7 separate regions of the Mus musculus genome follow, and regions 1, 2, 3, 5, 6 and 7 are each linked to region 4. The links are chromatin loops, found by intact Hi-C in ENCODE. Cell type or tissue: left cerebral cortex. All regions are shown on one strand. Links, peaks and the distances in the headings refer to the core of each region. The heading gives the core; the rest is flanking DNA. Region 1 holds the start of Erap1 (endoplasmic reticulum aminopeptidase 1). Region 2 holds the start of Glrx (glutaredoxin). Region 3 holds the start of Arsk (arylsulfatase K). Region 4 holds the start of Rfesd (Rieske (Fe-S) domain containing). Region 5 overlaps Rhobtb3 (Rho-related BTB domain containing 3). Region 6 holds the start of Ell2 (elongation factor for RNA polymerase II 2). Region 7 holds the start of Rhobtb3 (Rho-related BTB domain containing 3).

Region 1 (4,459 bases), core at 262-4,261, 1.4 Mb before region 4:
ATTCCAGGAGTACACCTAGCTGGAACCATACTGTAGGTCAATTCACATTCTCAATTGTCATAGGCTTCTAATCTAAAACAACAGGATAGAAAGTCAGATTGACAGAGTCAGGCTTTAACAAGAAGTAGGAGGTGTGGCTAAAGAATCTAGGTCTTTGTTTTATATCTAGAAATGGAACTACTTGCCGTATCTACAGATGTTTGTAGAGGACCCCCAAATTGGGAGTCTCAGGCACTGATATAAATGATGGACAGCTGCAATGTAGGAAGTAGTAAAGTGTGGGCTTAGCACACACAAGATTCCAGGTTCAGTCTCAGCTGCATAAACATTAAAGAAGTAAATAATTAGAAATATTGTGGGGCTGAATAGTATGTAGCCTAGGCTATCCTGGAACACTCTCTATGTAGACCAGGCTGGTTTGGGACTCATGGAGACTTGCTTTTCTCTGCTTGTTGTGTGCTAGCATTAAAGGCATGAGCCACCATCGCACAGTCAAATCAGTTGTTGTTGTTGTTGTTTTTGGTCTTTTGAGGCAGGGATTCTCTGTGTGTAGCCTTGGCAGTCCTAGAACTCGCTGGCTCTACAGACCAGGCTGGTCTCAAACTCAGAGATCTACCTGCCTCTGCCTCCCAAGTGCTGGGATTAAAGGTGTGCACCAACACCTCCTGGCCACAGTTTTTTTTTTGAGTCTCCCTGTGAGCTGCCATGTGGATGCTAAGAGTTGAACTGGAGTCCTTTAGAGACGCAGTCAGTACTCTTAATCTCTGAGCTATTTCTGTAGTTCCCATTTGCATCTTCTTTAAGATTTAGCCCCTTTTGGAATTTGGCTGATCTTCTAGGCCCTCCCCTACCAGCCATCATCACAGGGATGTGCAGCAAATCACATTAAAGGACTAGTAAGGACCTGTTGTCTACCACATACCATCAGCTGATGTTATTCAAGCTCAGAGCTTTATTGCTGCTCAAGTATTTTGTTTTGTTTTGAGACTAGAATTCATGGTGGTTTTCCTCCCCTCCAGGCTGAGATTAGAGGCATATGCTACCCAAAAGACATATGCCACAAGTAGCTGCTAAGAATGCGATTTTTAGGATTGCTTGGCTCAGTTTCTTAAAAGGTGACTGAAAATTACAGGGAGCTGGGTTTTATTTTTAGTACTGTTCCATAGATGCACTATGTATTTTAGTAGTTTAGTTGTTGGTAGGCCACAAGGACACAAAGATTTCAGGATGTAGTGGTTGGTATATACCACAGTACCAACTACTCTGAAGGCTGAAGTAGGTAGCCCATGAATTCAGTCCAGGCTGGACTATATATGATGCTTTATCTCTTGGGGTGGGAGAAAGGATATTATATTATCCACCTTAATCAGGCCTAGTTTATGTTGTGCATAAATGTGCTAGTTTGAATAAGTTTAGCCCTCATAGACTGATGTGTTTCTATGCTTGGCCCATAGGGAGTGGCACTATGAAGAGGTGTGGCCTTGTTAGAGGAAGTCCATCACTGTGGAGTTGGGCTTTGAGCTAACCAATGCTCAAGCTCTGAACAGTGTAGAATCTGAGTATTCTTCTGGCTACATTCGGATCAAATATAACGCTTGGTTCCTCCAGCACAAGTCTGCCTGCACCATTCCATACTTCTCACCATGCTGATAATGGACTAAACCTCTGAAACTGTAACCCAGCCCCCAATTAAATGTTTTCCTTTGTAAGAAAAAAAAATGTCCCTGGTGGTACATAGTTTTTGCAAAAACAAGCATTGAAAACAGTGTTGAGAAATAATGCTCAGAGGCTTGGATGCCAAGTTCTCAAAGGGCAGGACACTGAGAACTAGGCCTAAGCAAACTGGGGAACAGCCAGGATAATATTTGGACAGGAACTAGAATGTGTGTTTGATTACTTCTGTGTAAAACTGGCTTTAAATTTATTTATTTAAATGTAGGAGTGCTGCATGTTCACCTACCTGCCAGAAGAGGGCATCAGATTCCTTTCTAGATGGTCGTGAGCCACCCTATAGTTTCTTGGGAATTGAACAAATGAACTCTGAAAGAGCAGCGGGTTCTTAACCACTAAGCCATCTAACCTTGCCTGGCAGCGGTAGCACACGCCTTTGATCCCGGCTCTCCAGGCGGATCGGCAAGTACGAGGTCAGACTGATCTACAGCTAGGGCTGTTTCAAGACAGCTAGGGCTGCACAGAGAAATCCTGTGTTGAAAAACCAAAAATAAATAAATAAATAGCAATCCTCTGTAGTGTAGTGTCTTTTCCTTATTAGGGGTAGGGAAGTTCTGGGGGCCACCTCTAATCTCCCCCCCCCCCCCCCCAGCATATAAGGTACCTACACTGAACAGAAAATCCCCAGAGCACTCAGAATTTGACTTCCCAGGTTGAATCTTTTGGGGGTGGGGCAGGGCTCTCAGATGAAAACATCTGCATCCAATAGGTGTCCTTCCAAGTTGGCAGGCCAATGCCATTTTGAGCACTACCTTTGCACATTGCTGCATTTCTTCCGTTAGTGAAGTTAGCAAACAAAACAAATACACCACGAGATGTGGAGGAGAAAAAAGTCCACGTTTTGATGGGTGCGCCTCCCTGCCTGGTGCTCTGCCAGTCCTGGAGAATGCATTCCCTATCAGGGTCCCTAACTTTGAGTTCCCGAAGCCCTGGCTAGATCCCTTAGGCTTGCTCTCTTTTAGCGCCTTAGCAGGTTCACTTCACCCTCAGCCCCACGTGCCCTGCCGGTCCACCTTCACTTTCACTTTCGGTCCCGGGCGGCCAGACTGGCGGCTGTGATGAAGGTGAGGAGTCTCGGCCTGGCCCGGTGGAGGACTGGGCCCGCACGGTACAGGGCTGTGGGCAGCTGAGGGTGGGCTCTGGCTAACCGACCCCGGTGGAGGCCCGGGCTCAAGTGCGCAGGACGGGCGCGGAGGATCGGGAGCAGGAGTCTGAGCACGCCGAGGAGCGTGAAGCCCCGGCAGGGCGCTGCTGGCCGGCCCGGCCCGGAGAAAGCCGAGGCTGCCGGGCCGGCGTACTCGCTGGCTCGAGTGAGTCACTGGCAGGAGCTGACCACGAGCCGCCTAGCTGCTGGAGACTGGCCAGCGGTCCATCCCACTAAAGCCTAATGGCGACCAGGGAGGACTGGGCGGACCTAGGGAGCGGCCTGTGGAGAACACCTTGAGAGTATTCCCAGAGAAAGCGAAGAAGCGCTGGGGAGGGCACAGAGTGTCCGGAAGGCTCCCTCTCTTCCGCCTGTACTCCCTGCAAACCGGGCCCCACTCCCAACTCGGTCCCTCTCCCCCTCCCTCTCCCGCTCCCCTCTCCCTCCCCCTCCCGCTCCTGATCACTATCTGGATCCCGCCCCCCAAGGCTACATGAGGCCATTATAGAGAAAGCTTTATTTGAACTTGTTTGAGCAAAATGAGTGCCTTTTCTGTTATGTTGCTAGAATGGTTAATTTCCTAAGAGGAAGGGAAGGACCAAGAGAACACACTTTGTTTAAACTTTTATTGATGGTTCTTTGGGTAACCCGGGTTTGGAAAGACAAACTGTGTTTTCTTTAGAAAGCCAGAATTCCTGTCAGCTCCATATATGGTCAATAATTTAAAACCTTTTTAAAATTGGCCACAGTTGTCAAAGCTCCCACCTCCACCCCTTTCCTGCCATAGGTTTTTTTTTTTTTTTTTTTTTTTTTTTTTTTAGATTTATTTATTATATGTAAGTACACTGTAGCTGTCTTCAGACACACCAGAAGAGGGCATCAGATCTTGTTACGGATGGTTGTGAGCCACCATGTGGTTGCTGGGATTTGAACTCCGGACCTTCAGAAGAGCAGTCTGGTGCTCTTACCCACTGAGCCATCTCACCAGCCCCCTCCACCCCTTTCCTGATCAGATTTGGAAATGTACCTTGAATCAGCAGCTTTTTAAGGTGGCCCCAAGAGGAAAATTCTAGTATATTTACATAGTTTTAATTCTGCATTGAAATACTTTGTTAGAAGTGACGAGCCATTTTCAGTGCATGTTAACAGAAGTTGGATTATCCTGGGGGCTGTTTGAAAGCTTATGTGTTGCTGAGATTGTTTTACATTCAGTCCTAATACAAGTGGGAAATCATCCAAACAATTACCTTTAACTTCCCTGAGGACCATGAGGAGTCAGAATCTCCACATACAGCTTAAATAAGATTTCTAAAATGGCAGCAGACTCTCTGGCTTGAGCTAAGTTAGGTGATAGAGCCTAACTTAACAGAGGATAACTTCAGTTTCATCACATGAAAAAGGAAAGTATTTTACAACGTTCTTAAACTTAAAACAAAGCCTGGAGTGGTATGACATTATTATATCTGTGCTAAGAGTCCTCCTAGAAATTTTATTTGGGAGTCTTCTTTCAGACATCAAAGTTTTACATGTTAATAAATGAACCCACAATTCTTTCTTCCTTTTCAAGTTATTGTGTTCCAGGTA
Region 2 (4,459 bases), core at 261-4,260, 180 kb before region 4:
ACCTACTCCAAGAGGGCCATACCTTCTAATCATGCCACTCCCTGAGCCCAGCATATACAAGGCATCACACCATTCTCCTGACAGTATCCCCAACTTTCTAATGAATTCCTAAGGATGGAATTGTATATGAGGACCTGTGTGTCTGGCCCAGGGTAACTGATTAATAAGTATTGATTGAATTAGTTCAGGAGTAGACACATAAGGACCATTGTCTTTGCTGTTACCTTCTGTTAGTCTGATGAGTCACACAGCTCCATATTATATTAGCTCTATGAGAAGGACTGCAGAGTAGACACTTCTTTCCTACTAGACTGAGGGCCTCCCAGCTAAGCTCACATGATAAACTGTGCCCTAACCATCATAGGTCACTGTTTTTATATTTTCATTCTTATGCATATGGGTATTTTGCTTGCATGTATGTTTGTAAATCATGTGCATGCCTGGTGCCCATGGAAGACAGAAGTAGTGTGCAATCCTACAGAACTAGGTTACAGACTGTGATGAGCCATACTGTGCATGCTGGAAATCAAACCTGAGTCTTCTGGACGAGCGTGGTATTATCAAGGCCCCACAAGTGGTAGTGCTAGCTTGTCTAAAGCCTGCCCAGCAGTACCACAGAGCAGACTGCAAGGTGTAAGGACACCAAGTAAGGAACCAGGAGGGCTGGGCCCCCAAGAACAGTGCAGCATTCAGTTGGAGTAGTCTGTGTTCAGATCTAGGAGGCAAAACTAGGAGAGCTTGGCTATTCCATGTACTGCAGAGGACAGTAAAGATGCCTTTAACTTTCTGCCCTAGCCATAAGACAGATGATTGCGCTTAGAGGCTGAGCAGAAAGCTGGGCAGTTTGAACACTAAGTCTGAGAGGCTGAAGGCAGGGCTTCTCAGCAGACAATGCTTTCCTGAGACTTGGAGGGGAGGTCCACATATTATTAAATATTAGATAAGGGCTCAGATATTAGTCTCAACTAATCTGAACTGCAGGACAGACAATAGAGTTCTCCTGTATCCAGGTACTATCATTTATAAGATTTCAGGTAAATATAGTAGACTGCAAATCAGATGTTGTAAAATTATAGAAACAGTATACTCAGACAAGGATCTTCATCTGTCTGGAGTTTGGAGTTAGGCATAAAGTGAGACTCCAAGCCCCACGTGACTCTATACAGGTCTCTTGGGAGGTCCCCACATTTCTGCACATGATAAATTCACACTGGTTCTAGGATGCTTAAGTAACTGAGGCATTTCAACAGGCAGAGAGAGATAAGGAGGTCAGATTGCAACAAAGAGGAGGTAAGGAAAACAGGAGTGGCAAATATTGAGACAGGGCAGAATGCAAGAGACCGAAGATCATGGTGGTTCTCAAAATGATCTTTGAGATAGATGAGAGAGTCAGATTGTTAGGAAAAGGAGGAAGGGAAAGACCAGACAAATGAGAAGGAGAGAAAGACTCTAAAGGAACAGCCTGAGCTGGGTGCTTATTCCCCAGGGTCATGTGAACAGCAAGAACCCTCAAGAGGTCCTTGAAACAGCTGGCATCAGAAGGTTGCCAGAAAGTTAAGACTCTAGCCCTAAACTTGTTCAGAATTGTGGGAAGCTATGGGCTGAGAGGTCTACAACCCTGCCATGGGCCAGCCACCTCAGCCATGCAGCCAGGCCGCTTCTCCGTTGGCAGAACTCTCTCTCCGCTTCTTCTGTGGCCCTGACTATTACCATCTGACTGTTATTTTGCCATTTGATGTGGGTAACAGTGAGAGTGACAAAGAAAGCAGCCCCCAGAAGTCAGTTTACTTCTCTTTGGTCACAATGTGCACCAGAGCCGTCACCAGGACATGACTGTAGTCTGACCTCCTGTAAGATACTCTGGTTCTACTGTGGAGCTGGTTGCTTGCTTGGAAAGGTGCTTCAGTCTGACAGGAGTTTTCTCTTCGACTTGCTTATCTACCTCAGCACCACCTCCCAAAGCACCTCAGCTCACTGTCAAAACAAGTCAGACAGGAAAAGATCCACATTCTGTCTGGAATCTCAGGTCAGGGGTTATGGGAGAATTTGTTTCTTACTGAACTGCTATTCAAAGGTCACCAGCCCTAAGGCTTTTGGAGTAAGAGAGACCTATTAAAAAGCTTAGCTTCACAGGTAGGCCCCGTGGCAAAGTTCAGTCACAAATCTACCCCACTGAAAAGGGCTCATTGTTCACCATGAACTCAGAGCATGGCACCCCACTTTTTAAAGACAGAGAGAAAGTACAGACAAGCACATTTTTACATGTCAAGAACCAAGTCCACTAATCACACAAGTACCCACCTTACAGGGCAAAGAAAGCATGCCGGTGCAACCCACAAGGCCCAATCACTATGCAGTCCCCACATCCTATGAAGAGCCAAAGCTTTCCTGAATGGTTGTGTTTTTATTTTTCAAAACAACCGTGTTTCCAAAAGAAGAGAGAGAGAGAATTTGTTCTAAGAGGACCTGGGGCCTCCTACCCAGAAACTGGTCTGCGCTGTCTCTGCTACCCTAGAGGGTGACTTAGTTCTGTTCTTGGGGAGGACACAAGACAGCCTGTTATAGCTTACACAGCCAGTGTGCAATGGTAGGCCTAGGAAGTACTGACTCATACCAAAATGAACTGACTTTGGGGCTGGCCCTTTAAAACTGAAGCATCCTACTTGGTAACTCCTCCTCCAAGGAGGTTCCTTATTAAATGAGAGCTGCTGGCTAAGCGCCGCTGCATTACCGGACCATTACTTTCAACTGCACGTTCCTCCCTGGAGAAGCTGCAGCCTGTCAGCATGGCTCAGGAGTTTGTGAACTGCAAGATCCAGTCTGGGAAGGTGGTCGTGTTCATCAAGCCCACCTGCCCCTACTGCAGAAAGACCCAAGAAATCCTCAGTCAACTGCCTTTCAAACAAGGTCTTCTGGAGTTTGTGGACATCACAGCCACTAACAACACCAGTGCGATTCAAGATTATTTACAACAGCTCACCGGAGCGAGAACAGTGAGTGTGTTTAAATGCTAAGGAAGCGCTGGGGTGTTGCTGTTTCCTTTCCAGAGCTTTGTAGACAGCTAGCTGTGCCTTTTCTAGGATGCCGTTGCCTGGGCTCTGTCCTTCAAAGCAGCCAGAGGACTTTGCAGGGTGTGGGGGAGGGACTCAAGGGAAGACACTGCTCAAATGAGTGGGCAGCAGGACTGCCTGGGAGGACCAGAAGGCAGAACGCTGGTTGGTGTGTGGATAGTGGGCCTGACAGCTGGGCTGGCGGCAGTTAAGTGTTTATCTGAAGGCTTTGTTTTAAGCACTATTTTGAACTGGCAGTGTTCTTCTGGCAAGGCAGGAGGCAGCTTCGAGGCTGGATGTGATCTCTAGCTTTTATGTTATGGATGGGGGCCATAGGCACTCTCTTCCCCCTGTTAGCATGTAGTGGGGTCTGCGGCCCTTCCTTTTCTTTGCACTAGGCTTTCTTTCTTTATCACCTAGTTTGTCCATTCTTACCTAGCCCCACCCACTAGAAAAGTAAATCCTGGACTCCATTTTTGCCTGTGCTGCCTTAATTGTAGGATATTTTCAGGTCTGGTTATCATGATAACTTACTGTATGATCTGATGGATTCTTGCCTTGGAGATCCATCCTCAGTGACGCAGGCTGCAAGATTAGAGGGAGCGCTTCAAAGTCCTGTTCCACAAATCCATATGCAGCTCTCTAAGAACACCTTCCTCCTCAGAAAAGGCTTTCTTTGTGCCTGGGCTGCTGCTGGAATGCCCAGCTCAACAGACTCCAGTGCTGGAAAGTGAGCTTGTTGTACAGTTAACTGGAGTGTTGGGGACAAAGCCGAGGCAGCCCCAACAAGCCAAGAACCTTGGCCACCTGCCTCCAATACCAACTAAAGTGACGCGTGACAGTGAAAAGCAGAGGAAAGAAACTTCCTCAGTGAGGCTTCATTGGGAAGCTGAAAAAATACAGATGTCCATGGATGCCCAAGTCCATAAAATGTATGGTGTGTGTGTCTGTGTACCCTTGTTTACACAACAGCCCAGTGGTTAATGTTGGATGACTTATTTAATCACTCTCAGCCTTACTTTGGTGAGACACCGTCCTTCACTGAATCTGGAGTTCACAGGCTGGGATGGACTGGACTAGCTAGCAGCCAGAACGCCCCTGGGATCTTCCTATCTAGATCTCCCCAGCTTGTGATTTGCACCCAACTTTTTTCTGTGGATTCTGGGGGATCAAACTAAGGTCCTCACTCTCATGCATAAGCACTTACTGATGAGTTACTAGCCGAGCCATCTCCCTTCTTAACTAGAATCTCCTGTCATCTTCTTAAATGGAAAGCCCGGGGTTTGCAGGCCAGGTCCAGGTGAAAACCCCAGCCCCACCCCTCCCCCACTACCCCTGACTCACCTTAGTCTCAGGTCCAGTTGCTCTCCAGGGGTCAGAACTGTGTGAAATTCTCTTCCTGTGAGGTG
Region 3 (4,459 bases), core at 159-4,158, 80 kb after region 4:
TTATCTGCTATGGCAAGGCCTTAGCATATTGTGTGCCTTATCTTACTTATCTACCACGTCAAGTTATATTATGGGAGATTCCACAGTATATATTCCTGTCCCGCTATTTACTTCTGAAACCAGTGTGGCTGCAACAGTGGGGAGGTGCAGTGTGTGTGGAAGCAGGGTTGTAGGGGGTGCCCTTGTCCTTTAAGGTCCAGGCAGAAGTGCTTTTTATCCAGATATAATTTATATACAACTTACACATTTAAAACGTGCAACTCAAAGGTTTTTAGTGTATCCAGAAAGTCATTTAGAACATTTATATTATTCCCAGGAGCACCCTTAGCCTTCACCCTGGGCTCATTTAAAACTGAGGCAATTACGAACATGCTGTCTGTCTCTACATAGCTGCTTTCTTTGGACATTTCGTATAAATGGATTCATATAAAATATAGTCTGTCATCATTTATTTTGAGGACATAGTTTTCTAGGTCCAGTCACACTGTAACAAGCATGAGTTTTGGATTTCTTTTCTGGTTGCTGAATAATACTACCAAATTCCATCTATACACTTACCAGTACATGGCTATCTAGGTTGTTTTAACTTCTCATCTTCTAGAATAATCCTGTCATGTAGAAGCTTTGGTGCAGACTATGTTTTCATTTCTCTTGGACACAAACACAAGCATACATATCTAGGAATAGAATTGCTGCATTGCATAGTAACTCTATAGTTAGTCACTGTAAAAACTGTCAAATGGTTTTCCAAGGTGGCCACACCACTTTACAAAGCATCTCAACAGCCGTGTATGAGGTTTCTAATTCCTCCATATTCTCATTAACTCTGGTTATTGTTTATGGTGTGTGTGTGTGTGTGTGTGTGTGTGTGTACTAAAGAACTGACATATTAACTGTAAAAAACAACAGGCCAAGCACAACAGTTTCATACTCTGATCATATTTACCTCCACATTCCCTCCTCCCCACCCTTGGCTCTTCCCATATCATCTCACATGACTTCCTCCTATTTTTATGCCTTTTGATTCTGGCTATCCTTATGGGGATCAATTGGTTTGAGCTACATTTCCCTAATGATTAATGAATCTAAGCTTCTTATGATGGGCTTATTGGCTATCTGTGTATATTCTGTGTAGGAATGTCTTTTCAAATCCTTGGCTCATTTTAAATTGCCTAAACCAAGATTATGACAATTTACACTTCCATTGTCTTGAAGGAGTTTTATAGCCTTAGCTTTTACATTTAAATCATTGACTAACTTTTGTTTTTACACATGGTGGAAGGCAGGACCCAATTTTGTTCCTTTCCATGTATATATTTACTTTTCCAGCACTACTTGTTTATAAGACTATTTCTGGACTCTTAATTCTACTCTACTGGTCTGAATATTTATTGTTCTGCATGTAAAGTACTATTGTGGCTATTGTAGCTTTACCATTAGTTTTGAAATTAAAAGCTTTTTTTTTTTTTTTTTAAATCAGTCTTCTTTTTCATGTTTTTTTCCCCTTCCCAATTCGAGGTCCTTTCACTTTCCATATGAATTTAAATCAAATTTAAGGTGATGCATACACAAATAACTTCTTTAAATCAGTGCTAACACAAGTATAGAATGTCTAGATTAGTGGTTCTCAGCCTTTCTATGCTGCAACAGTTTAATACAGTTCCTCATATTATGGTGACTCTCCCAACCATACGATTATTTTTGTTGTCACTTCATAACTGTAATTTTGTTAGGTATGAGTTGTAATGTAAATATCTGATATTTCCGATGGTCTTAGGTGACTTCTGCAAAAGGTGACTCGACCTCTCCCAAGGGATCGAGAGCCACAGGTTGAGAATTGCTGGTCTAGTGAATAAAGTTCAAGGAGCAAAGCCCAGGAGTTAGAGACTGGCTTCTTTCTACTACTTTATTAGTATGCACATGCGTGCTTGCAGGTGTGCGCATGCGGGACCTCTCAACCCCAGGGTCCTGTTCCCTGTGATGTTTCTCCACAGGCTCTGGGCGGTGTCTGCTCCCCGTCCTTTGGGTACTTACGAAGGAGTCACTGGCGACCAGCACCACGTTGGGCGCCTGGTTCACTTGCATCCTTTTCTTCTGTGTTCTGGGGGCCGGTGCTGCGAGTGCTAACGCTGCGACCACCGACACCAACAGCAACAGCATCGCGGGCATGGCCGTTCAGAAGCGGCTGCTGAGCGGGTCTCCTGTAGCCTGCTCTCCAGTCATGAGCAGGGGCCGGACTCTAGGGACAAGACTAGAAGTTTGGCTTACAAATACAGAAGTAAATATGAGCGGCACCTAGAAACTACACCTCCCATCAGGCCAAGGGCAGGCGCATGCGCAAAAACCAATCGCGCTCAGCCCATGTGAAGACCGTTTTAATCAAATTTCGAGCTAATGATAGCTCTGCCAGTTCCTCTCACTCAAGCGATGTCTGGGGAAGCGCGCATGCGTTGTTCAGACTTGTACTTTGTGGCAGTCCCACATGCCCAGGTGGGTTCTGATCGCTTCGGTTTTGGCAGAAGTTGAAATCTAAAGGCAGTAGAAGTGGTATTTAGGGGGAGAAAATACTGAGCATGAGCGTGATGTTACGGGCTGTCTTCCTTTTGTGCGGGGCTGAATGTTCGCTGACAAAGTGAACTTGGCGGTGATGAGGTGGCAGTGATTCTGTCACTTGAATTGGATTGGGTTGTGCCTATATGGGACTTTAGGCTAGGTCACCTCGTGTGTGGTCTGGGTAGTGGTGTGGATTTCTGCTGCGTTCCGGAACCCTAGTCAGGAAGCCCCCCTCATCGTATTTCCTCCGTTTGCCGACCTGTAAGGATTATGCTCATGTGGGTTGAAGAGCGGGCCTAATAAGTTTCAGGTTCCAGATACGGAACAGCTTGGCTGTTCTTTGTCTTTGGAGTAGCAATAGGGACCGGTTCTAAAAGGTACAGATGTGGACTGTGTGAAGTGTGCGGTTAATTGATGTATGCTCGGAGTAACATTGTTGGGTATAGAATAATCAGCTGTTCCTTTTTTTGATTGCTAGATTCCTTTGGAGAATTCTGGAAGAAGCACGTTTCTATTTTCAAGTCAAATTATTCACTGATAAGTTTCAGGTATATATAATTGTACATTACACCACTTGTGTTGATTTTCTGGCAGGAAAAGGAGGAGTAATGCTATTTATTTAAAATCTCAACTCTCATATCTGGCAGCCTTGTGTACAGATTAATTGTAATAAAACACCTTACACATCTAATACAGAGCGGTATGTGTTTAGTGTCTGTTAAGCTTTACTGTATATTTACTGTGTAGCATGCTTTACGTGGAATGTACTCCTTAATCTTCACTTAGACTACTTTACAGATGCGAAAACAGAGAGGTTAAATAACTTTTCAATAGCTTATCTAAGTAGATTACCTCCTAAACAGGGCACACTCCCCAGAATTGTGTTGAGTAAATTTGGAATGTAGGACATACTTTACAGAAACAATATCAACTGGTGCTTAGTTTTATAAAAATTACATTTGGTATTCTTTTTTTTTTTTTTTTTTTGCATAGTAATGATTCGTTGAACACAGATGATCCTTGAAGGCTCTGTTTCTGCAGGCCCTTGTTCTGAGGACAGAGCACATCCTTTTCTTCTTTCTGTAATTGCGGTGTCAGTGAGAGCAGGCGCTGTAGCAGGTTGGTGGAATAGGTATTTTAGGGACGCAGTTTCAAAGGGCTGCTAGAACCTAAGAGGTTTCTAGTACTTTTCATCAGACACGAAGTGGGGCATATAAAGGTCCTCCCTGCTAGCTTGTCCAGCCCATACTTCACCTTCCCTGGTGGGAAAACTTCCACTGAGCAGCTCGTTCTATACTCGTGGAGGTTTAAGTATTAAAAGTTCTGATTTAGAGCTGAAGACAGTCTTCTGCTTTTAGCTACTCATTAATTCATTGTGCTTTGATATTACACTGATAAAAGCCTGCCTTCCTGTTTCTTCTCCAATAGTAGTCTTCTCAGTCCTGCTAACTAGTCTTCAGCTAGTTATTGCTTTACTGCAGGTTGCTTCACTTCTTTTTGTTTTCTCCTGGAATCTTAACCTTTTAAATTTAATTAACTAATTATTTTCCTGTACATAGCCACTGCAGCTTCCTTTTCCTCCTCTCAGTCTCCTCCTCTTTCCTCCTCTCCCCTCTTCCCATCCCTCCCTTTATCATCAGAAAAGAGGAAGCCTCCTATGGCTATCAACAGGCCCTGGTATATAAAATTGCCACAGGACTAGGTCCATCTTCTTCCATTGAGGCTAGATGAAGCAGCTCAGTTAGGGGAAAGGGATCCACAGACAGGCCACAGAGTCAGAGACAGCCTTTACGGTTAGGAGTCCCACATGAAGACCAAGCTGTACAACTGCTTCATATGTGCCAAAGACCTGGGTCTGTCCCATGCCTGCTCTCTGGTTGGAGGTTCAGTGGGCCCCTTATAGGCC
Region 4 (4,459 bases), core at 222-4,221:
GGTACATTTACACAATGGAGTACTACTCAGCTATTAAAAACAATGACTTCATGAAATTCTTAGGGAGATGGATGGAATTAGAAAATATCCTGAGTGAGGTAACCCAATCACAAAAGAACACACATGGTATGCACTCACTGATAAGTGGATATTACCCCAGAAGCTTGGAATACCCAAGATACAATTCACAGACTACATTAAGTTCAAAGAGAAGGAAAACCAATATGTGGGTACGTCTGTCTGTCTTAGAAAGGGGAACAAAATACCCATGAGACAAGATACAGAGACAAAGTGTGAAGCAGAGACTGAAGGAAAGGCCATCCAGAGACTGCCCCACCTGGGGATCCATCCCATCCATATACAGTTACCAAACCCAGACACTATTGTGGATGCCAACAAGAGCTTGTTGACAGGAGCCTGCTATAGCTGTCTCCTGAGAGGCTCTGCCAGTGCCTGACAAATACAGAGGTGGATGCTCTCAACCAACCATTGGACTGAACACAGAGTCCTCAATGGAGGAGCTAGAGAAAGGACCCAAGGAGCTGAAGGGGTTTGCAGCCCCATAGGAGAAACAACAATATGAACCAACCAGTATCTCCAGAGCTCCCAGGGACTAAACCACCAACCAAAGAGTACACATGGAGGAACCCATGGCTCCAGCAGCATAAGTAACAGAGGACGGCCTTGTTGAACATCAATGGGAGGAGAGGCCCTTAGTCCTGTGCAGGCTCGATGCCCCAGTGTAGGGGAATGCCGGGGCTGGGAAGCAAGAGTAGGTGGGTTGGTGAACAGTGGGAGGGGGTTTTCAGAAGGTAAACCACGAAAGGGGATAACATTTGAAATTTAAATAAAGAAAATATCTAATAAAAAAGAAATCTCTTGAAGAACAAGAAGGAGAAGGAGAAGCAGCACTGATACTTTCCAGGGAAGCTAATGAACGTCACGTTGAGTTATGAATCCTGCTGCTGTAGTCTTCCTACTAGGAAAAAAATAATGCCTTGGCTCTCCCTCCAAAATCACTGTTTTTAAAGTGCTATAGTGCTGGAGAACATAATTTTTAATACAGTTTTTGACAAAAAAAAATAAAAATAAAAAATGTTCTGTTCTACCATTGTCTTTAAAAATAAAAACTGTTTTGTTGTTCGTAGATCCCTAAAATTAGATTTCTTAAAGTGAGAATTCCATATAAAACTATTTGTTTTAGATAAGTGGATGGCCCCGACAGTTTTAAACACCTTTCTAATGTAGATAATTCATTCAAGTATAAAGTCACTGAAGACAAAAGACATGAAATTAAAGGTACTCACACTCATGTGTCACTCCTCTTGAGCAATGACTCAGGGACTCTTAGAGTGGGGACCTGGCCCACAAATTATCACAGTGCTTATCTCCAGGGTGACACCCTGGCTTTTAGGCTCAGGGAAGGGAAATGCTTTAGTCAGTAGCAGTTTGATGATAATAAATACATTTGACTAGCTACATTTCACTACCGCTTGGACACTTTGCGTGTAAATGTTCATTACTCCTCACAAAATTAAATATCTGTAAGCTCATATGTTGCTTGGTGTAACTTTCGTGTCACTAGCAGCCAGCGATTTATAAAAGAAAAGAAACAAAAAACAAAAAACATGTGGCCTGAAAGAAAATCATCTTGAAAGTCACAAAAACCGTTCGGCAAAAACGTATAGAGAGTTTTATATTCGCAGTGCACACATGTATCGGAAAAGATGGTTCTGAATGTTTATGTAGGAATGCTAATGTACAAGATTGTCTTCACAAATATCTAAAGTAAAACACTTGCCCAATTTAATGAAGCCGTGCAGCTGAGCGAATTACTGCCAATGTCTGGTATTAAAGATGACAAGGCGTTTCACCAGCGTCTGAATCCCGGACTGCTTCCTAAGAGGCCTGTATCATAGGGTGTGCAGAGGACAACCACGTTAAGGCACCTCTACTCTATACAGCTGGGTGCAACCGCAGGAAGCGCAGCAAGGCTGGTAGCCACCCCCATGGCTTTAGCAGTTCTCAAACCAGTTTTATTTGCTAAGAAGACAGGCCGCAGCTGCTAGATTGAGCGGCGCTAGGGACAGCACGGCAACCAGCAGTCGTCCCGACGGCCATCCCAGGAGAATATTTGGGGTGCGTGGGACGTCAGAAGGATTCGCTTTCATAGTTTATGGCACAAGTGCGGAAAAGCCTATTTAAATGGCTGCAGGTCCCGGCTGTGGCCCAACTGTCAAGGCGAACAGTTCACTGAGGCTCTTGCCAATGCCAGTCCACGAGGGTCCAAACGCTCCCTGCTCAGACACCCGAGGACTCGGAACCGCTGCCAGCGGACGCAGGAAGTGCAGGCCCGGGCGGTGTCCGACCGGAAGCAGCAGCGTGCCAGAAATCTCCGCCCCGCTCCCCTCACCCAATTCCCGCACCGCGAGAACCTAACTTACTGTGCTGGGGTCCTCGCCCCGCCCTCAACACCCAGCTCCCGCAGCCCCTGCGTCCTGCGCCTGCGCGACGCGAGTTTGTGAGGAGGCGGGGCAGGGGTCACGTGCTAGGAAGTACTGGCTCCCCTCCCGTCCCTCCATCAGGCTGCTGTCCTGTTTGTGGAATTTTTCTAGCTCTTGTGGGATATGAGTAGGTGCATCATTTTCTTTCTCTTTTCTTTTTTCAAAGAACGATAATCGGACTCACTCTAAATTTATCCAAATTTTAAATGCACTCAGCAATCTCATCCCTAAGCGAAATAATACCTAGAACATGGGAAAACTTTACAGCCATATACTGTATACCCAAAGGTCCAATTCCATACACTACACCATACAGGCTCCCATGTGTAATATGCTCTCTTTAACACAAATAACTCATTGCTTGAGATACAAATAGGTTAAGTATTTGTGTATACCAAAGCTTTTAAAAATTACTAGATTTAAGGGGAGATGGTGTGTTTTCACTTTCAATTTCTCTTTCAGTGTTACATTAAGAGCAACACAATAAGAACTCCCCATACTTATGCTCAGAGGTGCAAGCTAAATGAGTCTTACTGGTTTGCAAGCATTCTCTGTAAACTGGCACGTGGCAAGCTCTTATAGAGCCCACAACCCGGGCTGAAGTTGATCACTTGAACCCAAGTGTTGGGCAGCACAGACACCCTGCTTTAAAAAAAGAAAAAAGAAAAAAGAGGCCAGCAAGATGATTCATGGAGTAAGGGTGCTTGTAAACGGGACAGCCTGAGTTGTAGCCCAGAGCTCATTTAATGATGTAGGAACTGACTTAACAAACTATGCTGTAGCATGCATGTCCCTGCTCACACAGAATAATAAGGATTTTTTAAAATTAATGATCCTTTGATTCAATAGCTCATAATCTTGGCTAGGCTTTAGATCTGCCTAGGAATTAAAACAAACAAAACCAAAAAACAATAACAAAGCAACTTTGCCCAGTATACCAGATCAATGAAGTAAAAATCTTAGAAAGGATTCAATATATATTTTTGTTTTTTAATTTCTGAAAGCTTTTCATTTTTTCCCTCCCAGAAAGACCAACTGCAATCAGAGGGAGTGAAAGGTCAAGATTTTATTCATAACAAAATCAGCTTAGAACTGGATCACTTGGCCCTTTCTCTTCTTGTCGCCTCACAATTCAAAATGCTCACATCTCTTAATAGCCAGCATCCTCTTAGATCTGCAGTTGGGCTCAATGCACTCCAGTCTCAGCACAATCTTCTTTGTAGAAGCCTTTTTGCGGAAAATAGGCTTAGTTTGTCCACCATAGTCACTTTGTTTCCTGTCATAACGCTGCTTACAAAGAATCCTTGTCCTTCTTGTACTGTGTCACCTTGTGGGGTTGGTCCTTTCCATATTTCTTACAGAATATCTGGTGGACCCTAGGCATGTTCATCATGTTCACAGGATCACTAACTTCCAAAATTATTACACTGTGAATCCAAAATTGGACGTTGAAATCTGTATTTAACATACTAACACAGTGATTTCAGTGCCCCAAAGGACTGGGGACCTGAGACTCAGGGGTCTTGTTCACTTATCCTGGTGTGTTGCATACATTTTTTTTCTTTCAAGACAAAGTTTTGCTGTGTTATCCAGGTTGATCTCAGACTTGTGAGCTCAAATGATTCTCTCAAATCACCCTCCAAGTTTTCTCAAGTCACAGCACTCACAGGTGTGTGCCATCATATCTGGCTTATCCAAATATTTACAAAATGAGCCCCAACAAGTAAAACACAGAGAAGTCCAGAATAATAGCTCAGTGTTAGTTTCCTTCATACTATTCTGTTCACTATATAGTTTTAGGATAACCAGTGATATTTTATAGAACAATGTTTGTCTTGGATAGGGGTTTACTGTTGTGAACAGACACTATGACCAAGACAACTCTTATAAAGAGCACCTAACTGCGGCTGGCTTACAGGTTCAGAGGTTCAGTCCATTATCATCAAGGCAGGAAC
Region 5 (4,459 bases), core at 201-4,200, 130 kb before region 4:
CTATACAAAGAACTCAGGAAGCTGGACTCCAGAAATTGAAATAACCCCATTAAAAATGGGGTACAGAACTAAAGAAAGAATTCTCAACTGAGAAATACCAAAGAGCTGAGAAGCACTTGAAAAAATTTTCAACATCCTTAATCATCAGAGAAATGAAAATCAAAACAACCCTGAGATTCCACCTCACACCAGTCAGAATAGATAAGATCAAAAATTCAGGTGACAGCAGATGCTGTCAAGGATATGGAGAAAGAGGAACACTATTTTATTGCTGGTGGGATTGCAAGCTTATACAACCACTCTGGAAATCAGTCTGGCAGTTTCTCAGAAAATTGGACATAGTACCCCCAGAAGATCCAGCAATACCTCTTCTGGGTATATACCCTGAAGATGTTCCAACTGGTAATAAGGACACATGCTCCCCTATGTTCATAGCAGCCTTATTTATAATATCCAAAAGCTGGAAAGAATCCAGATGTCACACAACAGAGGAATAGATACAGAAAATGTGGTACATTTACACAATGGAGTACTACTCAGCTATTAAAAAGAATGAATTTATGAAATTCTTGGACAAATGTATGTATCTGGAGGATATCATCCTGAGTGAGGTAACCCAATCACCAAAGAAGTCACTTGATAGGCACTCACTGATAAGTGGATATTTGCCCAGAAACTTAGAATACCCAAGATAAAATTTGCAAAACACAAGAAAATCAAGAAGGAAGACCAACGTGTGGATACTTCATTCCTCCTTAGAATAGGAAACAAAATACCCATGGAAGGAGTTACAGACACAAAGTTTGGAGCTAAGACGAAAGGATGGACCATCCAGTGACTACCTCACCCGGAGATCCATCCTATAATCGCCCACCAAACGCAGACACTATTGCACATGCCAGCAAGATTTTGCTGAAAGGACCCTGATATAGCTGTCTCTGGTGAGGCTATGCTAGTGCCTGGCAAATACATAAGTGGATGCTCACAGTCATCTATTGGATGGAACACCAGGCCCCCAATGGAGGAGCTAGAGAAAGTACCGAAGAAGCTGAAGGGGTCTGCAACTCTATAGGTGGAACAACAATATGAACTAACCAGTACCCCCAGAGCTCGTGTCTCTAGCTGCACATGTAGCAGAAGATGCCTAATTGGCCATCATTGGGAATCAAGACCCCTTGGTCTTGCAAACTTTATATGCCCCAGTGCAGGGGAACGCCAGAGCCAAGAAGTGGGAGTGAGTGGGTAGGGGAGCAGGGCCGGGGGAGTGTATAGTGAACTTTTGGGATAGCATCTGAAACGTAAATGAAGAAAATATCTAATAAAAAATTGAAAAAAGAAATTTCAAACAAAGAATAAAGCCATTACCAAAAAAAAAAAAAAAAAGAAAAAAAAAAAGAAAGAAAAGAAAGAAATGAATTCTACATCCTGGTATAATGGTGCATATCTTTCAGCACTTGGGAGGCAGAAGCAGGCAGAACTCTTTGAGTTCAAGACCAGGCTTGACCACACAGTGAGCTCCAGTATAGCCAGATACTCTGTTTAAAATTAAAAAAAAATTCTGGTCTGACTGTATATTATATGTATCAAATACTGTGAAAGTGGTAAGAAACTGGCTAGCCCTGGCCATACAACTATTAGGCAAGCACCATCCAGGAGTCCCACAAGGATGCCAACTTGCTTAACCCACAGGTCTTGGAAGACAGTCTTCAGAACATACCTCTCAGCCTCGATGGATGAACAACACATGTATGTTCACCACATACACTTCAGATTTCCCTCCCACCACATTTATCCCTCATGAAAAGCCTACTCTAAGGTGTTGTGAGGCCCCAGAACTCTTGGGGGTCTTTCAGAGTCGGTTCAGTATGTGACTAATCAGCTGGTATCATGGATGTGGGTAAAGCACAGACCTCTCCGTGACCCACGGGAAGTCATTTGGCAAAGAGCACAGTGCCAGCTCCAGCGCCATCAGTTATCTGCAGAACACAGAAATTCTTTCAAAACAGACTTGAGATGATTAATTCGATAAAGATACAAATCTTTCCAATTTATGGGGTAAGTTTCTTTTTAACAATGGATGTGGTGTTTTCTGTTGGAATGTGAAGCTGCTTAGCCATCCACACTGGTGTTTCTCTATTCTACAGAACACTCAGGGGCTTCCACAAATGCCTTCATCAACAGTATTCCTGTAGGAGCTAGTTCTGGGATTGCCACTTGCTGGGCCTCTAAGGACACTTTCTCCACCTGCAAACGAGTTTTATTAGCTGGCTTCAGACAGACACTTTGGACTATTCTTTTTTTTATTTCGGCAGTTAATAAACCCACATATACCACGGCCAGTGGCTGGTTAGTCAGTTGCTGGTCTTTTAACCCAATGAGAGAGAGCTATAGATAGTCTATGGCTTCTTCATGTATCCTCCCCCGCCACATTTTAAATATATCTCAAGGTCTCTCTTACTGTCCCACTTTCAGAGTCCCAGGCTCACACTGCCTATGATGCTGCCAACAGAGCTTTTTATAAAAGTTCAGTTCTCTAGTTTTCTTGACAAAGTTAAAAGCAGTTAATATTGCTGGGGGAAGGTACTGAAAAGCAAATGCTATTCCAGCTGCCATACATTTCCACCCCAAAATTAGAATTACATCTCCCTCTTTAAAATGGCCCACCTAAAGTTCTACTTCATTTATTTGCAAACCACTCCTTTTATCCTTATGTAATTGAAGGTATCTGACAATTCATCTTTAAGATTATGCATTTAATCTAGTAGTGTGGCAGAATTATCCATACAAGTAATCAGTAATGGGCTTCAAAGACAGCTCATCTTTATTAAAGTTAGGCAGCATTATTTCCCACAGAGATAAGAGACAGTTTGCCGTTGCTCCGGTGATAGCAATTCTCACAGTGCTGCCAGTGACACATTTAGCAATAACTGTGGATGCTTGATGTAGATCGGACAGTTTTTTAAAAAAAATTGAGTAAATCAAGTAAGAGATAATGAGCTTTTAAAAGAGCTGGCTTCAGATGAATTAAAAACAGGATCTTAAGAAACACAGAAATGAAAACAGAGATGACACATTAAAGATCATCCCCCACCCCCATCCCAGATGAGGCTATGGATGAGGGAAATGGAAATTCCTTTCCTTAGTTTATAAAGTGATTTTCTCTCAAACCAGCTAGTATTACTTTATGTATTTAAAGCTGAACTAGAACTCGAGGGGGAGGGGAGCAAGTAAGAAATAAAAATGCAGAGTGACCTCTGTCACAGCTGAGCCATACCTTGTATTTCAAAGACAACATCGGCAAGCATCGGTTTATTAAGGAAAAACTTGAGAGACGTATTATAAAACCACAGAGGCTTCCTGGCTTGGTAGGTCTTGCAGTTCCTCAGGCAATTAATCTATCAGGAAAAGCACAGCAAAAAGAGGAAGTCTGTTCAGTTTGCTTTGATAACAAACACGGAAGTCACAATTGCTTCATGATGGCACCTCTAATCACATCACCGAGGGGGACATTCCCAGGAGCACTTCATCTGCTGCCTGTGTGTAGCACAAGGCTACTCACTTAGTGGTGACCGGGGAACCTCTAGATCCTGGGTTTCTGAGACCCATTCACACAGCAGGGGAGGCATATGTGTGTTCTTACTGCACATGCTCTTGTACGGCCTAGCAGGGCTTTCTCCTAAAGAACGAACATTAATCAAAATCTCAGAGTGGTGAATTTCAATTTGAATACAATTTTCTAATGCTTATTGTGTGTGTGTTTTGAGAGAGAGAGACAGACAGAGAGAGAGAGAGAAAGAGAGAGAGAGAGACTGACTAAGACTATTTGATCTACAGCTCCAGACAGTTCTGTCCCTGCCCAGTTGCTGGCCTCCCCCGACAGTGCCTTGGTCTACCTCAGCTTTGGTTCCTTGTTTGTTGCTGAGGTCTATGCAGACCCCATCCCTATCCGAAAAGCCCGAGGGCAGCTCCCTTCACCTGCCTCCATCCTTGTCTCTGGTTTTTCTTTACAATGAAATAAGCCAAGTACTAACATTTTCAAGTAGAGTTGTCCAAATTATGGCTGCAACCATAAATTGTATGGCCGCAATCCCTCATTTGGAACCATTTAGTTCTGGCTCTTATTGAAATTATTTTCCTTAGTATTGATGACTTCATCAGATCCTTGGCTGGATTTCTGAATCTCATCCCCATGGGAACGCCCATGCTCAGTCAGCTGGGGAAACGCGGAACCTCCGCCCTCAAGAAGTCACACGCCAGACTCTGGCCATCAGAGCTAGTGGTGCCTAGTTGTCTACCGGGGCTAATCGACTTTGAAGGGACGTTTCCAATTTTCTGTGAAGGAAGAAAGGGATACTCTTCTCTTGAAAAGGAAAAGGAAAGCCCACTCCAGCATGAACTCCACAAGCATGGTAGGAGGGAAACAAGTGACTTGGTCCTCCATTGTTAGGTCTCAACCCTG
Region 6 (4,388 bases), core at 389-4,388, 310 kb before region 4:
TATATTTCATGTTTTATGAAACATGAAGCTTTTATTTTGCCCTGTAAAAGTACATTTCTTAATTCACCCCCTTGTTATTGCCTTAATTTCCTTATTCAATGAATTTAAGTGAACTGGCACTATACGAACACTAAAGTAATAGGTGGAAACCATGGGTTAACAGAACTCATACCAGTGGGCTGAAATCAGGACAAGCTACAAAGTGATCTGATGAAACTAGACTTGATACTCAGACTTTTATTTAATAACCACACTACAGAAAGAATTCCTTCTGAGACTTTCATAGCAAGCATTCATAGAATGCTTGAGGGTCTGGAAAAGGGGGGATTTACTAAGGTGTGGGGTGAATATAGAATTAAAGGCAATTATAGCCCAAATTGTATTTAAAAGCTAGAAAAATACCATGTAAATATCTATAAAAAAAAAAAAAATCCAGAAAGACGATGGTAGGGCTTTACAATAATGAATGTCTCGATTTTTAAAACAAAAAGGGATATCTTCTTTTTTTTTTTTTTTTTTGGTTTTTCGAGACAGGGTTTCTCTGTATAGCTCTGGCTGTCCTGGAACTCACTTTGTAGACTAGGCTGGCCTTGAACTCAGAAATCTGCCTGCCTCTGCCTCCCGAGTGCTGGGATTAAAGGCATGTGCCACCACGCCCGGCCAAAAAGGGATATTTGTACAGAGTGCCTATCCCTGCTTTTAAATCTTTCACTTGTTTGTTTGTTTGTTTAGTTTTTGCTCTTGTTTTCTGAGACAGGGCTTGGTTTGAAGCCCAGGCGGGCCTAGAACCTACCTTCCACAGTCAATCTCCCAGCCTCAACTTGGCAATTGTTTGCTTTTTGTCTTGTGTTTCTGATCAGCCAATTAATTGACCTTCTCAGGGGAAACCTATCTAGTCTATCCGCACACAGCTTAAAGAGGATTGCTGTAGGCACCCTCCTTTAGCCATGCCCACACACAGTGTAAACTGAAGTGGAAACTAAGCCAAGCCTCCTTACACTTTGGCCTCTACCTCCTCCATTTAAACTCAGTAAGACCTCCTAGCCTAAATAAAACCAATGAAAGACACAGATCTCAAAGAAGACTCAGAGAATGGGTGGTATCATTGTTTCTTTTTACCTACCTCAAGGTCAGTTATACTCTTCAAGGGCCTTTGAAAGAAGAAACCCCGAACAGTATGGTTTCCCCATGACCCATAAAAAGGCATAACCCTGATCATATGATGAGCTCCAGTGCATATTCTATTCCTTTGAAGTCACATACATGTATGAGTTGATTTTGAAAGACTCTAAGGTCCAACTCTATTTATTGTATCATGACCACCACTCAAAACACATTTAATGCACTGGTATAATTTTGTGCTTAAGTTTTCCACACAGTCTCACACAACTACTGAAGACTACAGCTGACTTGGTAATTTCAAGTCTGGAATTAAAAATAAACAAACAAACAAACAAACAAACAAATAAATAAACCTTTGTGCCACCCCAGTACTGAACTTCCTTTTAAGGAAAAGCTCTCTTGAGACAGCCTACGGTGTCTGCACCACAGAGCATATCAAGACCCAAAGCTTGTGCAGCTGTCAGGAAACAAAATCCGTACTTGGTCATCTGTCCTGCCTTCACCCCTACCGAATGGGGATCTTCACTTCGTACCGCAAGAACAGGTTGACCTATGTGTTCGGTCCACTATTACCTCTCAAGGGGCGGGGCTCCGACTTAGGCTCACTTGGTAACCTTGACACCCAATTAGCAGGGTTCTGCCCCAAATCGGTCCAGCCAATCGCCGCAGGAGAGCCAAGACGAGACATGACGTCAGATAAGATTAACTCGACGCGTCACCCCGACGTCAACCTCTCCTCTGTCGGACGTCCCGTCCTGAGAGCAAAACTCCTGCGACTTTGGGCCCCGCCCCCTTGAGGTGAAGAGCAGCCAATGAGGGAGGCTCTGTGGGGATTCAGACCAATGAACAGAGTCCAGGGCGGGGTGCGGGCTCGAGGGTGGGGCGGCCCGCAGCTGTGGAAGCCCGAGGTCTAGCTGCGCGCAGTATATGACAGTACGTCAGCAGCGGGATGGCCGTAGCTGTGGCGGCGGCTGCAGGAGCCCGAGCAGCCGCGGCCGCAGTGGAGGCTGGAGCCCGAGCGGCGTCCGCGGTGGCACCCCGGGGAGTTTAAGATGGCGGCGGGGGGGGCTGCGGGACTGCGGGAGGAGCAGCGGTACGGGCTGGCGTGCGGGCGGCTGGGGCAGGACAACATCACCGTGCTGCATGTGAAGCTCACCGAGACGGCGATCCGGGCGCTGGAGACTTACCAGAGCCACAAGGTGAGCGGCCGGCCGGGCAGCGCTCGGGGAGGCGGCGGCCACTGATCTTTCTGCCGGGCGCCTGGCGCCGCGCCGGTGGGGCGCTGGCTCCCGCTGCTGCCTCCGCACCCGCCGAAGGGAACGAGGCCAGCCGCGGGCGCCGACGCCGCGGTCCGGGGCCTCTGGATCGAGGGCGCGGGCGGGCGGCCCCTTGTGGCGGGGTCGGCCTGGCCGGGGCTGCGCGGCCGCTGCGGGACTTTCCGACAGCCGCCCGCGGGGTTTCTGGCTTGTTTGGTCCGGAGGAGGAACCGGGTCCTTTGGGAGAGAAGTGTGGCGATCGCCTTACCCTCGGAGGGGGCGCACGGAGCTACCAGTAAAGAAGCGAGGGTCGGAGGCCGCGAGCGGTCAGAGTTTTCTGGGAAACGCGGAGGGATGGCTGAGTCGCTGAGCGAGGGGCAGCGGCACTCCGTGGGGGTGAAGACATAACTAGTACTCTCAGGGACTCGGAGACACTGGCACCCCTATTGCAGGCGAGAGTGTACATGGTGTACTCGGGAAGGCCGGGACACTGGCGCTGCGAGGAGGGGGAGGGGGACACACCTTGCACTCTCGGGGACTCGGGGACTCCAGCTCTGTGGGTTGGGTTCCCGGAGACACACCGCATACCGAGTGGCCGCAAACCGACACCTCATCTCCGGGAGAGACACCAGAAGACTCAAAATCAACTAGAGCCTGAAACAAGACGGCCGGGTCTGGGGAAAGGAATTCTCAGAAGCTCCGCGTAGCCGAAAGGCGCTCCGCGTCCTGTGCTGGCTCGCTGTCTGTTGGCGAGGAGCGAGCCCGAAGGTTGTGGGGAGACAGACGGCTGACTGGATGAGATTCTGCTCTTTTCCTGGGCCCCAGAGAGAGAAACCTGTGGTCTCCGCCTCATCCCATACTCTGAGCGCTTGACTCCACTAGAGGAAGAGGCTCCAAGGCACATACCCTGTAGCTGGAGTCCAAACCCAGGAACTTTCGCACAGAAAGGCACCGTAATGACAATTTAACCAGATGGGGGTATAAGGAAGCCGATTATGGGCATGTAAAAGGGGGTGGGGGAGTAGGGAGACGAAAGTGGACATGTTGTCGAAGGGAAAGACTATACCATATGGAAGAGCCAGGGGCATTTTGTTCAGAGAAAAGAAACAAACAGCTACACCCCACAGGATTTTCTAACAAGAAGTTCAGTGCCTACTAAAGAATATATTCCAATATGTCTCATAAAACAGGCACAGAGGGACTCGGACCTCACATACTTAGATAAAAGTGGAAAAAGAACTAACATCTGTTGAGCTCCTACTAGTGCCAGGCACTTTAAATGCATACAGAGAAAAATAGTCTTAGGCAGAGCCATCGTGAGAAGCAGAAACCTGGGCCAGCAGAGCTTCCAGAAGCTCCCACACACATGCACACACAGAGAGAACATAAACAGTTGTGTACATCTTGGGAGTATATGAGTTCACCTGACAGAAAAGGAAAGATCCAGATCATATGCTCTCAGAGGCTCCCAAAGAATTGATTGGGCACGTGTTATGCACAGAGAAGCATATGGTGGAAAGTAATGACACGTTTTGTGGAGATTAAGGGGAAGCCAACAGGGAGGAGTGCAAGTATATGGAGAAACAGACCTTCCACCCAGGGAGAAGACCTCAAATAAGGCTTGGAGAGCAGTGTAGAGCCACCAATAAAGACACAAAGATCCAAATAGCAAAACTGAATGTGCTAGTAGCTACTCTCCAGACAGGTTCACAAGCAAGAAAGAGGCCAGTACCAGCATGAAGTGGGAGGCCCATCTGGGGAAAGCCAGGCAGGAAGGCAGGGGGGCCAAGGCTGACAGAGAAACTCAGCCCTGCAAGATGGAGAGATAAGGTTGTGGGTTCCAGGGGCATAGGAAGCAATGACAGTGGGAAGAAGTGAGGTAAGGGGACATAAGGAGAGGAAGAAGAGGAGCCAAGCCCCCAATTAAAAGACAACAGAACAGACCTGGGGATATGGAAAGGCTGAGGCTGAGTTAGAGTGGTGTAGAAAGTTAACTCTGAGGGTTCGGGG
Region 7 (4,459 bases), core at 165-4,164, 76 kb before region 4:
GAACAGAAATAGGAAGGCAAACAGAGCTATCAGGGTCTGACTGAGGACAATTCAGGATATAGTATTAGGGTATAAGGGGCAACGGGCACGGGGAGAAGTGGCCACACCGATATAGCTCAAAAAGATGAGAACACCTAACTCCCAAGTCAACAAAATGCAAACTCTCACAGGTCTAAGCATATCTGTAAATATTCACATTCAGAATATGCAAGTGAAACACAGTAAGGAAGCTGAAGGGTAACAGTAATAACAAGAAAACATCAGAGACCTGGGATTCAAACCCAACAGCCATTGAACACCTAGAAAACAAGGTAGAAAGTGGTTTTCACATTCCAGTAGTTAGGAATCCAGAGTTATCAGAGAATTATGTGGGGGTAGGGGGGGGGGCATTAAGAGAAAACATGGGGAAAGGGGGCTTAAGTAGTAGCAATTTACTCTGTGGTATTGAGGCTAAGACAACTGCAAACACTTAGTTGTAACACAATCTAGAGCTTCAAGCCCTGTATAAGAAAATAGTAATAAACATCATGGTTTATTCATTTTTTTATCCATTCATTCATTTCTCAATTCTTTGAGACTGTCTAATGTAGCCCAGGCTGGCCCAAACTGATAACTCTCTTTCCTCTGCCTCCCAAGAGCTGGGATTATAGGCAGGAGCCAGGAGGTCCAGCTAACCTCATTGCATTAGAACATAATTTTTACAGAGAGGAAAACAAAAATCTAGAAATATGAAATTAAATAATAATATGACTACAAAGGAGAGAGGTAGGAGAATATAAGCCATGAACTTTATCTAGTGAATTTGAAACAGATTTCTTTTAAAAGTGTCAAGATAGATGGCAAGCAGCCAGAGTAGGGCCAGCCAGCTACAGAAAGTAACTAGAAAAAAGGGAAGCTCTCCCAGATCCTTCCAACCCCATGGCAGCAGCAACGCCTTCCTTTTAGGCTACATCACAGAGAAAATGATCCACTGGTTTCTAGAAATATGAGGAAATCCATGTGTCCCAGCCCTTGTAAATCAGTTCCAGGATTTCCCTGGGATGTTACACAACAAACTTGAGGGGGCCCACACTGGAGAGTCAAGCTTATCTTTTAAAACACAAAATCTAAGTTCCTACAGGGAAACAAGAACTTGATTCATTCTGTTTGATGAGTGTGTGCAGGTCCTGCACTGGTGTAAATCTTGACTGACATGAGAAACTCTCCCATGCTTAGTGTAAGTACTATATGACTGCACTAAAGCTGTAATATGCACTTTATTATGGCAGCTATCGCTTTTGGAGCACCTAGAGCCACCATACTTGGGACTTTACCCTTCAGCACAGCTCTAGGATAGATAGGGAAAATAAGCCTGAGAGGGGGGTGAGCAATTTACCAAAACCACATATAGTGAGAGCATGGGGTGTGAAAGCTGTTCCTTTTGTTGTCCAAAGCGCTGTTTGATATTCCGACTCAGTACATATGCCAGTCCCAGCTGACAGGCATCACCAACCTTCATATTTCTGGCAGAATTTACTTGCATTCAAGAGGAAGACCCAGAAGCTCAGAGTGAATAACTGCCTATTTAATTCACTGCGCTTGAGGGCTCATCCAATCTGGGAAGTTGTACCCAGTGACGAATGTGTCGTCACAGACTGTGAGCACACACAATTGGAATTCCCTTTATAAACCATGACAGTCAAGATGTGACAAGAGTCAAGACCACAAAGCTTATTTTTCACCCATTTTGAAGATTTTGTGTTATCTATTTTATTCTTATAAAATGGCTGGCTCTTGGCTAAATGGACACAGGCAGGAAAGGGTTAACTCTCAAATTAAAACAAAACAAAACAAAAAGCAAATCCCAACATCCTAATTCATCTTCTCTTATGTTTTCTGTGTCTACTCCATTGATTCATTGCACATTTATTCAACAGTATACTGAATAAGTAATACTTTTAGGCTACAAAATCTTTCATAATAAAAGGGCTCAAAGTAACTGTGCCTACCAGTCCTCCCTAGTGGCATCTTTTGATACTGTCATCACTGTCATACTTGAAGGTTAGGTAGCATCCTTTCATTTATTTCAGCACACTGATATGAGTTTCCAGTTAAAGAGTGCTTTCTTTCCATAATAGGAAAATATGCTCAAGAAAATTTTCTCTTTACTTTTTACACATTTCTATTCAAAAGTATGCTAGTTCTCCTTAGCTCTGGTAGTTTTCTTAAAAAAAAAACTGTCTTTTTAATGTAAAAATCTCACATAATTTGTACCTTTTTTAAGACCCAAAAGTTTAAACATTTATATATTATGTATATATAGTAATCTTTAGCTGAAAAATATATAACTACAATATCAGCAAGAAATCACAGATTTAAAATTAAATGAAGACACTTGAAATACATAGTGCTACTGTGTTATGAAGATATTTGTAAGTCAGGGAGCTGTCTTCTTTGTCCTTTTATCAAACACTTCAGAGTCAAGCTACTCAAGAGACAAGCTAAGACTTATTTTATTCAACTATCATAAACATGAAGATTTATTTAAGTTCTTAGTGGTATTTCCAATTTATTAACCACTAAAACAAAAGGCTAATATATGAGCATTAGCACTATTAAAAACTAGTCTTTTCAGAGGTTAATAATCAACAAATAAGCCATTTAAAATTAGTTCTCAAATCCCATTCTTTTTTCCCTTGTTCCCATACTATTTTTGACCTGTCCCTGTCTAGAGTATTTTTGCCTACGTTGAGCTGTAAAGGGCAGTATTTATAGAACACATCTCCCTATCCTCCACGAGGTGGACATGAAAACATGACTCTTGGCCAGTGGAACTTCGCGACCCTGTTTGGGGTTGGCACATTCAACTGTCAGCTGTCCATCCACTAAAGAACAAGTCTTGAAACACAGTAACGGCTCTATATTGCCCTGGGGCCATTTTACCTTACAGACGTGACTGGGCTGCCCCCACCACCTCCAAATTGTAACAAAGGATGGGATTTGCCAAAAAATGTAAAAACACAAAAACAAACTAAAAAAACTCTCCAGGCAATCAGGAAATTAAGAAACAAGGGGAGGAGGGATCCAAAAAGGCAAGCTCCTTCCTCCTGGGCACCGCGCAGCCACTGCCCCTTACCCAGACGGGACAGTCGTGCACCACCAGCTTGACGTTCCCGAACGCACTGGCCTGGTACTCAGTGAACACCGGGCGCGCGACCGTGCTGGCCGCGTTCAGCAACAAGCTACTCTCGTCCCCCGACACCAGCGGGCTTCTTCCCAGGTATGTGCGGATGAGCCCCGACGGCCGGTTGTCCTGGTGGAACGTGTCGCCCTCGTTCCCCAACGCCACGATGTGGATGGACCTGCGGGGCCGAGAGGGGCGCGGTGAGCGGGTGGGTACAGCCAGGGCGCGTGGCACGTCCCGGACCCAGACCGTGGCAGAACGGCGACGCGTACGTACATGATCGCGGCTGGCAGGGCGGCGCGGAGATGGCAGCGGGCGGCCTGGCGGGGGCCCGGGCGACGCTCTCACTGCAGTCAGCTCATCCCCGGCCGCGGCCCTCCCGCTCCTACGACGCGGCGCTACCGACGCAGAGGAGCGGGCCGGGAGTGAGCGGCCGGCCGGGCGCTGGCAGCGCTGCGGTCCCTGGTCGCCGCTCCTGGCCGCCGCGCCTCCGCCCGGGCTCCGCCTCCGCTCGGCGGGGCCGGAGGCCCGCACGTGTCGCCCCGAGAGTCCGGCGCGCGGGGGAGCTGGCTGCTGGCCGAGGCCGCGGGACACAAAGGAGCGGTGGGCGCGGGGACGACGCCGGAGCCCGGGAGCAGCTCGCCGCCAATCCGCCTGCAGCAAGTTTCCTCAACTCGGAAGGCTGAAACCTGAGCCGGGAGCGGGGGAGGGGCGGCCTGGCCCCCGCCGGGGACCAGAAGAGAGCCCAGCCAGGAGGCAGCCCCCTGCCCACCCCGCGGTCCCGTACCCACCCCAGCCTTCGCAGAAAGTGTGTTATCGTTTTGTCAATTTACAACATGCGCTTTGGCTGTTTTGTAAAATCGTACTTGTGAAGAAGGAAAAAAAAAAAAGGCAACATTCATGCAGCTGCAGAAAAGGTTCTTTGTTCACGCACCAATTAATTTGCGGGTGCCACTTTGGAAAGGTCATTTACTATTGCAAGCTATATTTGGCATATTTTAACCAAGATTGTGGAATTTGAAGTGTTGGGATTTTTAATGTGTGTGGTTTAAAAAAAAAAGAAAAAAAAAAAAAAGAAAGTTGTAGCAGTTTACTTGGATTTTTTTCAGTACACATTCCAGTTACATTATTTAATAATAGCTCACTGAAAAAGAAGGATCATGTTAATGTAAGGATATTTTAGATTCTTTCGTGATGACACACAGAAGTAAAGCTTGTGGAGGCCCCAAAAGGGCCTCAGACTACCTCCAGTATAAAACACCATGAGGACTGCTAATACTAGGACAGGCCAAAGGC

What was found. Peaks named below come from ENCODE experiments on the same cell type or tissue, not always from the same donor. Only the 100,000 strongest peaks of a DNase experiment are listed, where the experiment ranks them.
Region 1: it touches region 4 in a loop (4-fold over the local background); 4 of 42 quality-filtered maps call a loop at or near these places.
Region 2: it touches region 4 in a loop (10-fold over the local background); 4 of 42 quality-filtered maps call a loop at or near these places.
Region 3: it touches region 4 in a loop (2.6-fold over the local background); 12 of 42 quality-filtered maps call a loop at or near these places.
Region 5: it touches region 4 in a loop (5-fold over the local background); 2 of 42 quality-filtered maps call a loop at or near these places.
Region 6: a loop joins it to region 4, with 2.1 times the contacts of the local background. A loop is called at or near these places in 7 of 42 quality-filtered maps.
Region 7: a loop joins it to region 4, with 6 times the contacts of the local background. A loop is called at or near these places in 15 of 42 quality-filtered maps.

Annotation. Positions count from the first base shown.
Region 1 is chr13:74,637,099-74,641,557 of GRCm38, forward strand. Erap1 (endoplasmic reticulum aminopeptidase 1) reads left to right here and starts at 2,755. Exons shown (of 19, transcript NM_030711.5): 1 at 2,755-2,795. In left cerebral cortex, for the core only: CTCF peaks have their summits at 1,969 (motif pointing right) and 3,781 (motif pointing right); DNase peaks (open chromatin) are centred at 2,007, 2,776 and 3,087; H3K4me3 peaks cover 1,623 bases; H3K27ac peaks cover 799 bases.
Region 2 is chr13:75,837,183-75,841,641 of GRCm38, forward strand. Glrx (glutaredoxin) reads left to right here and starts at 2,704. Exons shown (of 3, transcript NM_053108.4): 1 at 2,704-2,993. The coding sequence starts at 2,787. Gm41005 (a long non-coding RNA gene) reads right to left here and starts at 3,886. Exons shown (of 2, transcript XR_873685.2): 1 at 3,585-3,886. In left cerebral cortex, for the core only: no CTCF peak of the experiment used is centred there; DNase peaks (open chromatin) are centred at 2,704, 3,155 and 3,655; H3K4me3 peaks cover 1,894 bases; H3K27ac peaks cover 1,728 bases.
Region 3 is chr13:76,096,340-76,100,798 of GRCm38, forward strand. It overlaps Arsk (arylsulfatase K), which reads right to left and starts at 2,321. Exons shown (of 8, transcript NM_029847.4): 1 at 2,035-2,321. The coding sequence starts at 2,169. It overlaps Ttc37 (tetratricopeptide repeat domain 37), which reads left to right and starts at 2,395. Exons shown (of 44, transcript NM_001081352.2): 1 at 2,395-2,490; 2 at 3,032-3,101. In left cerebral cortex, for the core only: no CTCF peak of the experiment used is centred there; a DNase peak (open chromatin) is centred at 2,366; H3K4me3 peaks cover 1,939 bases; H3K27ac peaks cover 960 bases.
Region 4 is chr13:76,016,214-76,020,672 of GRCm38, forward strand. It overlaps Rfesd (Rieske (Fe-S) domain containing), which reads right to left and starts at 2,349. Exons shown (of 4, transcript NM_178916.5): 1 at 1,308-2,349. It also overlaps the pseudogene Gm4165. In left cerebral cortex, for the core only: a CTCF peak has its summit at 2,524; DNase peaks (open chromatin) are centred at 2,449 and 3,033; H3K4me3 peaks cover 2,240 bases; H3K27ac peaks cover 1,996 bases.
Region 5 is chr13:75,889,632-75,894,090 of GRCm38, forward strand. Rhobtb3 (Rho-related BTB domain containing 3) reads right to left here. Exons shown (of 12, transcript NM_028493.2): 8 at 3,275-3,395. Among named protein-coding and RNA genes, the nearest start is that of Gm24163, 13 kb to the right of the region's middle. In left cerebral cortex, for the core only: no CTCF peak of the experiment used is centred there; DNase peaks (open chromatin) are centred at 2,430 and 2,885; H3K27ac peaks cover 1,727 bases.
Region 6 is chr13:75,705,477-75,709,864 of GRCm38, forward strand. It overlaps Ell2 (elongation factor for RNA polymerase II 2), which reads left to right and starts at 2,008. Exons shown (of 12, transcript NM_138953.2): 1 at 2,008-2,321. The coding sequence starts at 2,175. It overlaps 1700037F03Rik (a long non-coding RNA gene), which reads right to left and starts at 1,681. Exons shown (of 3, transcript XR_873683.1): 1 at 1,603-1,681. In left cerebral cortex, for the core only: CTCF peaks have their summits at 1,921 (motif pointing left), 2,533 (motif pointing left) and 3,625; DNase peaks (open chromatin) are centred at 1,948, 2,914, 2,946 and 3,755; H3K4me3 peaks cover 2,845 bases; H3K27ac peaks cover 2,414 bases.
Region 7 is chr13:75,940,092-75,944,550 of GRCm38, forward strand. It overlaps Rhobtb3 (Rho-related BTB domain containing 3), which reads right to left and starts at 3,733. Exons shown (of 12, transcript NM_028493.2): 1 at 3,440-3,733; 2 at 3,116-3,341. The coding sequence starts at 3,441. In left cerebral cortex, for the core only: CTCF peaks have their summits at 2,007 and 2,785; DNase peaks (open chromatin) are centred at 1,003, 1,526, 3,245, 3,395 and 1 more place; H3K4me3 peaks cover 2,369 bases; H3K27ac peaks cover 1,396 bases.